Regions from separate parts of the Homo sapiens genome. Here region 2 is linked to region 1. The links are chromatin contacts, found by Hi-C or POLR2A ChIA-PET in ENCODE. All regions are on one chromosome and are shown on one strand. Each heading gives the region's core, a stretch centred on a gene start or an enhancer-like site at or near the end of the contact. The rest is flanking DNA. Distances are from core to core; before and after follow the strand shown.

Region 1 (6,569 bases), core at 1,757-4,256:
GTATTTTATGCCGTAGAAGTCTTTGAAGAACGAAAAGTGGGAGTCACAGAGTGTGACTGTGTTCAGTTTCTTTTCCCCCATGAGAAGGTCTAATTTGGTTGCTGTAGCTTCAAAGCTGTGTGTCATGAGAATCTGATGCTAGTGGTGGTGGCTTTGGTGGAGGATTTTAAGAAAAGATAATGGTTCCTGCCACGGTGATTTTAGGCAAAAGAGTGGGACATGCAGCCTCTTCCCCTTCTAGACACCAGCATACTCATCTATTCCATTAAAACTTGTTGGCAGGAAAAAAATCAAACATGCTCCTCGAAGTGGAAGTAACTGGCAGAGGTTTTAGTGCCTTCTTCCTAGGAGGTTGTATTTTAACAGAAAAGAAAACTTTGGCTCCAGGAATAAAAATCCTTTTTTTAAAAGTGCATGAACCCTGCAATTTGGTGCTAATTGTAACTTCTGGAGGCTCCACCCTGGTTCTCTTGATTAAACTCAAAACAACCCCTTTTCCTTCCCAAACATCTCCCAGAGTGGGTGGCTCAGCCAGGGGCCAGCATTTTTATTCCATTTTCGAGGATCTTGGCCCCATCCCTGGTCTTGTCTCCAAGTGGGGCAGCTTAACAACCACTCTCTGTGGGCTTTGAGTATGGCAAGATGACCTGGCAAGCTGAGCTAGGTGTTTGCCATTCACACAGGAAGGGGGCCTTCAGGGAAGAGCTCGAGTCATCATGAAGACAGAGCCTGGATGGTAAAATTAATGCCCCTCATACAGATGTTGAGTCACATGATGTATTAGATAGTCAATGAAAGATGAAATTATGTTGGTATACCATACAAGGCAGTAATGTACAGTACTCCTTAAGAAACATTTTCAATAGGAGTTTTATGGTTGCTTGAATTAAGTTGCTTTGAGAGGTAAAAAGTTGCAGTAAGTGCTATAATTTAGAAAACCAGAGACTTACATGGTAACATCTCTACTGGATTAAGTCTTCATGAGTATAACAGCATAAGTATTATAAAACTTAACTAGAATCGGAAAATAGAAGATAAAGAATTAGTGTTTTGTTTGGATCTTACCTTTTTCTGTGCCTGAAACCCCCACATTTTCAAAAGTCCTTTCCCAAGGTCTCCAACGCTGGTTGGTCCTGTTGCCTTGTGGAGTTTCTAATTGAATGTATCTGAAGCACTTCAATCAGAGCTGAATCTTGGTCTTCCATGCTGTCATCCCCTGTATTCTTTCCCAAACCAAGTTTCTGTTGATTCTGCCTCCAAAAAGTATCTCAAATCCACCCTCCTGGTCCAGTCACCTGGGTGACTGCAGTTGCTATTCATACTCACTGTGACTCTTTTCCACCCTCTTTATGAAATGGAAATCTGGTAATTCACCTCCTTCCCCTAAAAGCCAAAACAAAAAACAAACAAACCTGCAGGACTCAACTTTTCCATGACTTCCCATGATCTTAAGTTGAAATCATAATTTCATAACCTTAGTGACTCGCATGACCTGGCAGTTGCCCACTAATCCCCAGCCCTCCGTGTTCCCCCTCTTCAATCCAGTCATGGTGGCTTAGTTTTGGTTTCTCTGAGATAGCATTCACTTCCACTTTCCTCTCTCTTTTTTCAAATTGTTGACTTTAATTATTTCTTTAGTTCCCCCTTAAATCTCATTTTGTCAGAGAAAGCCTTAGGTTAGAAACCACCTTATTGCATGACATTGACCCCCTTGATAGCAGTCTGTTGGTATATGTCTAGTGGCTGGCATATAGTGGATGCTTATTCATATTTGTTGAGTGAAAGAATGAGAGTAGTGGTAATTGTGAGTATTTTAAGTGCTGCTAAATACTCTGAGAGTTGGCATATCTAGCATGAGGTGTGGCACAGATGCCACCATTTTTTTTTACCTGCCAGACGAGCCAGTCTATTTATTACTAATTTATCACCACATCCTTCCCCTGGGCTGGCTTTCTTAGTACTCTACTGGTCTGTGTGAATTGGCATGTGGCATGAAACCTATTTGACATTTCTAATCTAGCAGAAAATGTCATCACCTTCTGGATGTTTAGGTCCTTGTATTGACCTTTAAACATGTTGCATAAACTTTTCATGCCTTAATTTTCATGCCAGTCTAATACAGGTCATCAGATTGTAAGATAAGATAATTCTTTCATGAAGATTAAGTAAGAAATACTGAAAAATTAGTAGAGCATATTCAAATATAAGGTTGTATAATTACATTCAGTATGCTTTGACATAAATAATCATTTTCTGTTTAGCCACTCTCTTATGCAGACTAAAATGTAAATTTTATATACACATAAATTAAACTTTCAGTTGCATAGGCTTATCATGTCTATATATGAGCCTTACAGCAGGGACTCTAATTTTCTTTCATAATTAAGTTGATTTCTTGTTTCCATTGGACTTTTACTTAATGTTTATTTTGCTAGTGAAAGATCCATTTCAAGGAGATAGAATATAAAACATCAAGAAGAAGATGCTCATTTTAAATTCAGTTTACTATCATTCTGTGGCAGTGTTTCACAAAGCATACCCATGGATCACCTGTATCAGAAACATGTGGGGATGGTTAATTTGCAGGTTCATGCCCCCACAACTTACTGAATCAGAATTTGAGAGGCCCAGAAAACTGCATTTTAAAGTGATCACTTTGTACTTTAAATAAGCTCCATAAGTTTGAGAATCAGGTCCCATATAATACTTAGTGTATACTGTGTCATTAATAAATTTCGAACAGGATCCATAAAAGATGGCTCATTCACCGACCTTTTCAGTCTCACCTGAGCATATAGATGTTATCAGAAAACATATCAATGCCAACACTATACAATAAAAGGTGATGATATTGATTGTGACTAAGGTTGAAAACAGTCTATGACCTTATTCAACTGGAGCACAGAGGATCAACAAGGGGCATTGTTCCTAGATGGCTAAAACACACTGGCCTTCCGGGAACAATGGCCCTTTGACCACAGCTGACACAGGCGGGAAGGAACTAGACAGGGGTCAGATCTCCTCAGTCCAGCAGTGAATGGGTGGGGCCTATGGTTGAGTCCTCTGGAGAAGCCCGGCAGGGGAAGGCCAGCAGTGCCCTTCATGCTCACCAGGGCTGTCACTGTTCTGCCCTCCCTGGATGCCCACATGGCAAGAACGCTTGCCCTGAGCAGGAGGACAGGAACAATACCTGTGTTTTAAAAGTTGGCATTGCCAAGTGTGTAGGATGTGCTGCTCACCGAGTTCGGTGGTTTCCTTGTATTAGTTCATGTAATCAGCTTAAGTAGGGGAAATCCAGGGTGTTGATGAGAAGGCATTTCATGGCAGACTTTAACCCTGGACTGGATTCTGGGGAAGGTTACAAGTCTCCATCTCCTGTTCTTATCAAAACTTGCTCTACTCTTTTGGATCGCCTTTGACCACTTAATGATACTTACAGCTTTTATCTCACAGTTCCACCTCCAGATCAGTATTGTTTTCTGTCATTTCCTGAATGTGAATTCCATCCCACTAAGTAGACACAGAAGTTGTCAGTGGGGAATGGTGTCATCCCTCTCCTCTGGTGTTTTGAAATGTGTGGGAACATTTTCAGTGGTCATGATGATGAGGGGTGTGTATATCAGGATTTAATGTCCTGAGGGTGTGGGATGCTAAATACCTTTCAGTAGTTGGGAGTGGGAGGGTCCCACTTAATGAAGGATTGTCCTGTCCAGAATGCTGAAGGCACCCCTGATAAGCTATCTCTTTTTTTTTTTTTTTTTTTTGAGATGGAGTCTCACTCAGTAGCCCAGGCTGTAGTACAGTGGCATGATCTTGGCTCACTGCAAGCTCCGCCTCCCGGGTTCATGCCATTGTCCTGCCTCAGCCTCCTGAGTAGCTGGGACTACAGGCACCCACCACCACGCCCGGCTAATTTTTTTGTATTTTTAGTAGAGACGGGGTTTCACCATGTTAGCCATGATGGTCTCGATCTCCTGAGCTCATGATCTGCCTGCCTCGGCCTCCCAAAGTGCTGGGATTACAGGTGTGAGCCCACCCACCCACCCCTGATAAGCTCTTTGGTTTTATCTGCATCTTATCCAGCACCTTATTATTATTTGTTTAATCTCTGTATTTCCAGAGCAGGATCTCACTCTGTTGCCCAGGCTGGAGTGCCGTGGCATAATCATAGCTCACTGTAACTTTGAATAGCTGGGCTCAAGCAAGCCTCCTGCCCCAGCCTCCTGAGTAGCAGTGCCTTCTTGAGAACTGACCAAACATTTAATATGTAATGGGATTCATATGGCTTAATAGATGCAGTTTGAGCTTAGTTACTTGTAGGGTAAATAAGCAAATGGTTGAAGCCATCTTCTTGGATGGCTTTTGTGCTCTCACAGTGAAGGTGTCACTCTTCTTGAATTCTGCTTTGTAACCTCATTCTTCCTGACGGTACAATGTAGACAAGCTCTATGACCTAGGGAATAATCCTAAGCAGCTACTGTTCCACTCAGGCAACATTCCTATTTCAAAAACTACCAGCATGTAGTCCCACTGAAACCTTGGTTTCACAAAAAGAAACAGGATGGGGAACATCACACACCGGGGCCTGTTGTGGAATGGGGGCGGGCAGGGGGTGGCGGGGAGGGATAGCATTAAGAGATATACCTAATGTAAATGACGAGTTAATGGGTGCAGCACACCAACATGGCACATGTATACATATGTAACAAACCTGCACGTTGTGCACATGTACCCTAGAACTTAAAGTATAATAAAATATATATATATCTATATATATATATAAAGAAAAAAAAGAAAAGAAACAGGATGATGCTAAGTAAATTAAGTGTTAGCATCATGAAATGGGGTAGAGGGCTGAGTACCCCAACATTTTATCTCTGACACCATCCCAGGTGAGTAGTCTTAGCAGTAGGAGGGTTTGAGATTTGGAGGTACAGGCTCCATACTCCAAACTTTCTGGAGAAAAGGTTACTTTGTCCGTTGATCAGAAAGCTACTGTGTGGAAAAAACAAAGGTTTGAACTAAGGATCAAACAAGATCAGTAGAGGGTCCTGGGATATGCATTGATATGTATCAGTCATTCAGTTAGACATGTTAGAGATGCAGACTGGGAAAATTCAGCCAAAGGAGCTTGAGAGAAATGCAAATGCTAAGATGACTCAGTGGGCTGTTTTCCCTGGAAGGCCTGGGGACCAAACAAGAAGCAATGTGTCAACCCTTTGTCTCTCTGTTACTCTACTTCTAAGAGTAACTTCTAAGGAAATGATTAGTGATGTATTCAGAGATTTCACTCTGAGGATGCCTAAATGCTGAACATTGGAAGCAACCCAGATGATGTCCAAAAGGGGATTGAATAAATATAATTCACCTATATGATAGACTATTGCATAATCTTGACAATGATTATAGCATGTTTTTAATGATGACAATGATTATAGCATGTTTTTCATATTTTTCATGTATGAAGAAAAGTATGACATGGGACAAAATGTATGAAAAACATGCTATAATAAACAGATTAAGATTTCAATAAGGAAACTTTGTAAACATGGAGGAGAGACCTGGAAGGGCATTAATCAAAATATTCACTTGGATTATCTTTGAGAAGTGAAATTCTAGGTAGTTTTTCCTCTTAGAGCTTTAGTGCTGTACATAAAATGTTTTCTGTGAGCATGTAGAATTATTTTTGTAATTAAGCAGTTTAATACAGCAATAAAAACATGATTATTAACAGGTGCCTTGTTGACCCTTTACTCCAAATATTCCTGGTAGTTCTAATCATTTAAAATCTCAATAATTATATATTCTATCATTTTAAATCTAAATATTTCTGATAGGTTTATTCCTCAAAAGGAAATGGGTTTTTTTTGTTTGTTTGTTTGTTTCTTTGTTCATTTTTTTGAGACAGGGTCTTGACTGTTTATGCAGTGGCACAATCACAGCTCACTGCAGCCTTGATCTCCTGGGTTCAAGGGATCCTCCCACCTCATTCTCCTGAGTAGCTGAGACTATACGCGTGCACCACCATTTTTGACTAATTTTTGATTTTTGGTAGAGATGGGGTCTTGGTGTGTTGCCCAGGCTGGTCTCAAACTCCTGGGCTCAAGAGATCTTTCGACTTCAGCCTCCCAAAGTGTTAGGATTACAGGCATGAGCACTGTGCCCAGCTGGAAATGAGGATTTTGATTACAAGGAGTGGATATGTGTGGGGGAAGAACTGAAGGATGTGAAGCAAGAAGGGATATCAATATAGTAAAGAAGAAGAATGTATAAAAATGAAATCTAATACAGTAATACTAACTACATTTGTCTAGTTTGAAGCTCTGCCTAGGAAATTCCCACTGAGACGTAATACATTCATGTCTGAGTGGGGTTGGGTAGCAGCCATAAAGGCCAAGCTTGGCCCCTCTCCCCCAAAAGTGGCTGAATCAGAGGTGTGAGAGCATCTCAGACTCTAGAGCTGATGTTCAGAAGAGTCAAGTTTCCATCTTAACACCTAGATCCTGTGGTCATAGAGTGGTATCTGTGAATCAGCCCATTAAGAATTTAAGCTTGGCCTGGCGTGGTGG
Region 2 (6,197 bases), core at 221-2,720, 66 kb before region 1:
AGTGAGACCTTGTTTCAAAAAAAAAAAAAAAAAGTACAATGCTAGAGCTGAGCTTTGTTATATAATAACCAGACATTCCATCTTTGAACATCTTTGGTAAGTACGTGACAAAATCTTGAGTGTCATATAGTTTGCTGATGGATGCAGGAGATTCTAGGATACATCTGGAATGTTCACCGACATTTGAAAATGAGTCTTTGGATACTAACAGCAGATATTCAAATATAATGCCTTGTTCATATCACTGACGTCATGCTGTTGTGATGTTTACTTACACGGTGATGCAATCATTGATCATACATCAGTTCAAGGATGCCAGAAGTGACATTTGAAGAATGCATCCTGCTCTTTAGCTTTCCAGACTGAGACTGAAGGTCAGATTTTCGCCAAGTGTGGAAGCTGAAGACAACTTTGGTAGATTCTTAAATATGCATAGAAATATATGTTGTATTTTTATAGTTTTAAAATATTTCTACTATTCCAAATCTATACTTTAAACAAGTACAAACATCTTTTTTGATTATAGTAAAATACACATACACAAAATGTACCATTTTAACAATTTTTAAGTATACAGTTCAGTGGCATTAAGTACCTTCAAATTGTTGTGCAACCATCTCCACCATCCATCTCCAGAATGACTTCCTCATCCCAAGCTGAAACTCTATGCCCATGAAACAATCATTCCCATTGTTTCTTACCCCTAGCCCCTGGAAAACCACTGTTCTACTTTCTGTATATGCGAATTTGACTATGTACCTCATATAAGTGGAACTATTTAGTATTTGGCTTGATTTACTTAGCATAATGTTTTCAGAGTTCACGCATATTGTAGCATGTGTCAGAATTTCCTTCCTTTTTAATATTCCATGGTATGGATATACCACATTTTGTTTATCCATTCATCTGTCATTGGACACTTGGGTTACTTCTATCTTTTGCTGTTGTGGTTAGTGCTGCTGTGAACACAGGTGTACAAATATTTGTTCAAGACAAACATCTTTCAAGAGACTCTTTTTAAAAGAAAATAAGGTGTCTCTTAAAATATGTTCCTTGTCATGAATGTAGAGAGTGGAACAATAGATAATGGAGACTCAGAAGGGTGAAGGGGTTGAAGTGGGGAGGATGAGGAGAAATTGGTTAATGAGTATGATGTATATTATTTGAGGGATGGATACCCTAAAAGCCCTGACCTGACCACTATGCAATCTATGCATGTAACAAAATTGCAGATGTACCCCATACATTTGTATAAATAAAAAGGAAAATAAAAATATGTGCCTTCTTGTGATCAGTTTTATTAGAGGGTGCCTTATCACTGTGTGGTCAAGGAAATTCTGCCTTTACAGTTATAAACACACCCACCACTTTGAACAGTGTTTAGTTGAAGGTATTAGTACTGCCTGAGGTCAAGAGTGTGGTTTCACAATACTTCAGAGCAGTCTCACCAGCAAACTTGGCAGCAACCTTGAGCAAGTCCTGTCAGGGTTGTTGGAAAACAGCCGGTGTTTTCATATCTTTTGCTCTGATAGCTCTTACTTGTCAGTACCTTAGGAGGGAAAATCTGGCAGTAGTGTTTGGTTCCTTAGTTCACTCTGAGCTGGTTAAATGCTCACTGGATATGCAGATATGATTTATTTCAGTGGTATGCTTCTCTGTGAGCCTGTCTCACTGTGGCAGCTCTGGAATTTCTGTTTATGGATGACATTCTGTTTGGAAGTGGGGCTGAGGTTCTGAGCTACAGGCTGTGTTTGCACAGCAAGCTCCCTTGATTTTAATTTGTATTTTTTCCCAAATCTGGGTGGTAGGGGAGGCCCAATGGAGAATATAGAGCAGTATGCTCCCCACTGACTCCATGCAGTGGTCCGGGGTTTTGTGGTGCCTGGGCATCTTGCAGTGACATGTCTGTAGGTGCTTTTTTGTGGAGATGTAGGAAATTGAAATTAGCTTCCAGCTTTGTAGTAACAGAAGTGAAATGTTTTGTACCGTTATAGGCCTGATAAAAATCAAATGTGACTAACTGGTGGTTTTAAACAATGCCAGTCAAATCTGTTTGTTTACATTGCTCACATTTTCTAAAGGCACATGATCTATCTGAAGATGGAGGCTTATCGGTGAGTTTACTGACAGCATTGTGTATTGTGTTATATTTATATTTCTTGTATGATCTTTTTAGTCATTTTTTTGGAGTCTGTCTTGGTCTTTTTACTGATGGGTGTATGTGTAGATTTATAGGGATAAATAATCTTTCTTCTTTTTTGTGGAGTTGATCAATCGAGGACTTTTTAAGTCCTTGATTTAAATAGGTGACCTCTGGAACAAAGTAAACACACATGTTTAATACTTAGTCATATAATTTATACATTTGGCAATCAGTCAAATACTCCATTCCAAAGAATAACCTTGAAACTGTTTGAATAAATTTTTTATTTCAGCATGCAAGATGTAATCAAAGAAATGTGTCTCTGGGAAAAAAGATAATTGCGGTTCTTTTGTGCCGTTAAAATTTCAAGTGCAGTGAGCTAACCTGGCACTGTATCAGACGTCTAGGCAAATAATTGCCTGTTTGCTGTTGGAGTCTGTTATATGTTGTGCATTTTTGGTGGCTCTCTACAGTTCTGGTTCTCTTATCTTCCTAATAGTTCTTCTTTAGACACCGTCCCTGGAACCTCTGCTTGGGTTGCACATGTAAATTTCACCGACGGTTCAGCCCTGGTGGTGAGCAGCCTGTTACGTGCAGGCTCATGTGGGGGACCAGTTTGCTTTCTTTTGGGTGGGGTGTCAGGTTTATGAGGGTCCAGCTGGTGGAGGGCTCTGATTATGTGGTTTTGACTCAGCAGTTTCCTTACTGTCTGAGAGCTGTCATCAGAGCTTAGACTGTGCAGGAGGAAGTGATAGAAAAGCAAAGTGTACAGTGCCGTTTTTGCACTGAGGCCCCTATTTTAGGAATAAACTCTAGGGGTCAGAAATGTTGACGTTTAGATTAAATCTGACTTTTCTCATTTTCTGATCTATATTTTGTTTCCAGAATGGTTAATGTAACTCCTACTAGAATAAACAATGGCATGTATTTCAAGTTTAATGTTATTCTACATTTTTGAAAATTTAGTAAATAATAAAATCTTAACCTGTTTATGTATGCTCTAGCTTGTCCTGCCCCTCTGTCTACATGTGGAAGATAAATTTTGTACACTCTTCACAGTCACAAGTGTTTAAAGATACATAACATTAGAAAGTGATTTTACCAATTCTTTTTCTTTTCACAGGTTTGTTGCTGACTACAACATTAAGGTCCCTTCAGAGGTTAAGGCTGTTCAATTTAAAACAATCATGCAGTGTTTCTTTGATGACTGCAGTGTGTTGTGCAATTTAGTTTTTTACCCCTCAATTTTTTTGTTGCCTTGAGTTACCATTTGGAGGTACGGTTTTTGATACTGTATCTCAAGACTGTGATTTCTTGGATTTTGTGTGTGTGTGTTTTTTAAATTTACTGAATTTACTACTAGAGACTGCTTTCTCTGTGTAAGATCCACTCCTTTGTGGGAGCCCAGAAGTTTACGATAAGTAAGAGAAGGAGTATCAGATAGTGAGAGGTGTGCATCATGGTTAAATGAAAACAAAACCAAGGTGTTTGACTCTCGGCAGAGAGAGATTTGGAAGCTAGCTCTGTTACCCACGGTTCAGCCCTGGTGGTGCGCAGCCTGGGCTCCGGCCTCTCACCAGCAATGGAACCAATGGATGTTGAGGAAATTACTTAAGTTGTTTGAATCTTAACTTCCTCATCTGTAAAAAGCTCATCCTACAGGTTTATTAGGGGATCATGTTTGTAAGACCCCAGCACACTGTAGATGTAGAATAAAATGGTAGTGGTTATTATTAGGGCTTCCTCTTCAGAGGCAAAAGGTTTTAGAATGTGGTTATGTTTTTCTGGTATTTTATTTTATCATTTAACATTGCAGAGGATAAGGAGTTGGAAATGAAGACAGCCTAGACTGGCTGAGAACCTCATTGTGTTGCTGAATTGAATTCCATTGTCTAAACTCGTTCATTTTCACCTTTTCTCCTGATTGTTTTGTCTGCTGTGGAGCATGATGTTAAAAACAAAATAGATCACTGTAAAATTTTCTCTATCCTGGCACTTTGGAAATAAGTTAGTCTGACAAAGCAGTTCTTTCCACAGAGAGTAGAGGCTTTATGTTTATTTTCTTCTCATTACAAATTTTTTTATTGTTAAAATATTTTAAATGTTCAGGAACCTACTGAGAATAATACAATAAATGCATATATATCCAGCTTCCAGTTTTATCAAATGTTAACTTTTTGATGTGTTTGCTTTATGTATGTGTGCATATTTATTTATTTAGAAAAATAAACATCACATTTTCAGTGTAAGTTCAGGGACCTTGCTGTCTCAGTCATTGCCCTCTCATGCCTAGGAGAGTGCCTGATAAGTGTTTAGTAGGCAGGCTCCAAATAAACACTGTGCATCTTCTCCAGTAGCCTTCTTCTCCCTTCTTCCCCTGATATAACACACAAAAAGATATTGAACAGGGAGAAGTATCATGCTTGGTTCAGCCAGTGACACAAGTGTTAGTTAAATAAGGACTGAGTTAAATAAGGACTACCCTGAAAGAACTTTAAATGCTATGACATAAGGTAGGACAGGTGAATTCAGAAGTAGCTCCTGTGGGAAGCAGAACATTCTCCCTGCATTTGCAGAGCCACAGAGTGGCTGGTTATTGGAAGTAGGCATTGGAATGAACTTGAAGAAGCAGAGATGGGGCAGGGTTTTCTAGGCTGACAGGATCATTGATTGACAGCTCAGCAGTGGGAACAGTGTTTGGAGAGATTAAAACAAGGTGATTCAGAGTTACCTGAACTCTGTTATCAGAGGCGAGTATCAGGAGAAGAATAAAGTGTCCAGAGAATGGGTATTGGTTGAGCATCCCAAATCTGAAAATCCCAAATCTGCAATGCTCCAAAATCCAAAACTTTTTGAGCACTAATATGACTCCACAAGTGGAAAATTTCACACCTGACCTCATGTGATGGGTTGCAGTCAAAACACAGTCAAAACTTTGTTGCATGCACAATGTTATTAAAAATATCGCATATAAAATTACCTTCAGGCTATATGTAGAAGGTGGATAGGAGACATAAATGAATTTAATGGGTAGACTTGGGTCCCATTCCCAAAATATCTCATTAGGTATATGCAAATAATCCAAAATCACAAAAATTCCTGAAATCCAAAATACTTCTGGTTCCAAGCATTCTGGAAAGAGGGTATCCAACCTGTACTACATCTGATGAGTAGTGTTAGGCCCTTACTTAATGGAGCACAATAGCATGCTAGAAGAAGAGCTGATGCTGTGGAAGCAGACCATCTTGGATTAAAATTTAATTCCTCTTTTATTGGCTGCAAGGCCTAGGGTAAGCCACTTAACCTTTCTGAGCTTCAGTTCTCATGTCAGGTATGTTCTCACTTTGGCTACAAGAGGTTAAGAATGTGGAAGTGGGTTCTTGCCTAGCCATTCCATTCTGTCTTAAGTGGTCCTCTTGTCTATGGAAATTTGAAACAGGCAGCTAAATGATGAGAAAATTAAAACTTTTTGGTTGGTCACAAATGTACAAAGTGACTTCCTTTACATGAGGTCATTTACCAAGTGATACAAGTAAAATGTGAAATTGTCTTGCCTGCCAAATCCATACTTCTTCCTGTATCTTGTGAAAAAGTCCAACATCCTCTTAGTCATCAAGACAGAACCAAGGAATCATTTACAATTCCTCTTACCCCTGCATCCTTCCAGTCACCAAGCAAGTTCATTTTACCTCTTTTTATTAGCTCATTCTCGAGCCCCTATCACTTGGTGCCTGGATTTCTGCTACAGCTGCCCATTTTCTGCCCTTCTTCATTTCATCTTCCCAACTGTAGTCACAGTCCTCTTTCTAAACTGCAAGGATGATCATGTTAGTCACTGCTTAAAAATGTGTCTGTGGTTCCTTGGCCCATGGGTTAAGACCTGAGAGTCCTAGTTGAACACATGGGTTTTTATTGTCATGCCCTCTCATCTGCCTTCCTGTCCTTTGTGGTTCCTTGCTGCTCTACTCTCTCACCCCTGCTTCTCTCCTCTGATTTGTCCTCATCTTCCTAGACTCGGTTCTTGGCTATTTCTGCATAGTGGTTTCCAGAGTGG

The links. Hi-C counts contacts between places; a loop is a spot of excess contacts on that map. ChIA-PET counts read pairs that join two places held with the same protein, here RNA polymerase II (POLR2A). Pooled maps may share reads with other maps.
Region 2: a loop to region 1 is called in a pooled map, with 2.3 times the contacts of the local background. The contact joins two enhancer-like sites. A Hi-C loop is called at or near these places in 15 of 168 maps with a recorded cell type or tissue (CD8-positive, alpha-beta T cell, GM12878, IMR-90 and 12 more), 4 of 37 single-sample maps with no recorded cell type and 11 of 50 pooled maps. POLR2A ChIA-PET finds 5 or more read pairs at or near these places in 6 of 52 experiments (AG04450, K562, MCF 10A and 3 more).

Annotation. Positions count from the first base shown.
Region 1 is chr10:50,535,653-50,542,221 of GRCh38, reverse strand. All of the region lies in intron 2 of SGMS1 (sphingomyelin synthase 1), which reads left to right. Among named protein-coding and RNA genes, the nearest start is that of SGMS1, 85 kb to the left of the region's middle. RefSeq lists an enhancer at 3,177-3,386 and a silencer at 3,379-3,673. Within about 2 kb of position 3,006, at least 5 of the 41 ENCODE cell types and tissues checked have a DNase peak (open chromatin) inside an H3K27ac peak, as active enhancers do.
Region 2 is chr10:50,600,816-50,607,012 of GRCh38, reverse strand. The region is part of intron 1 of SGMS1 (sphingomyelin synthase 1); the gene reads left to right. Among named protein-coding and RNA genes, the nearest start is that of SGMS1, 20 kb to the left of the region's middle. Within about 2 kb of position 1,470, at least 19 of the 41 ENCODE cell types and tissues checked have a DNase peak (open chromatin) inside an H3K27ac peak, as active enhancers do.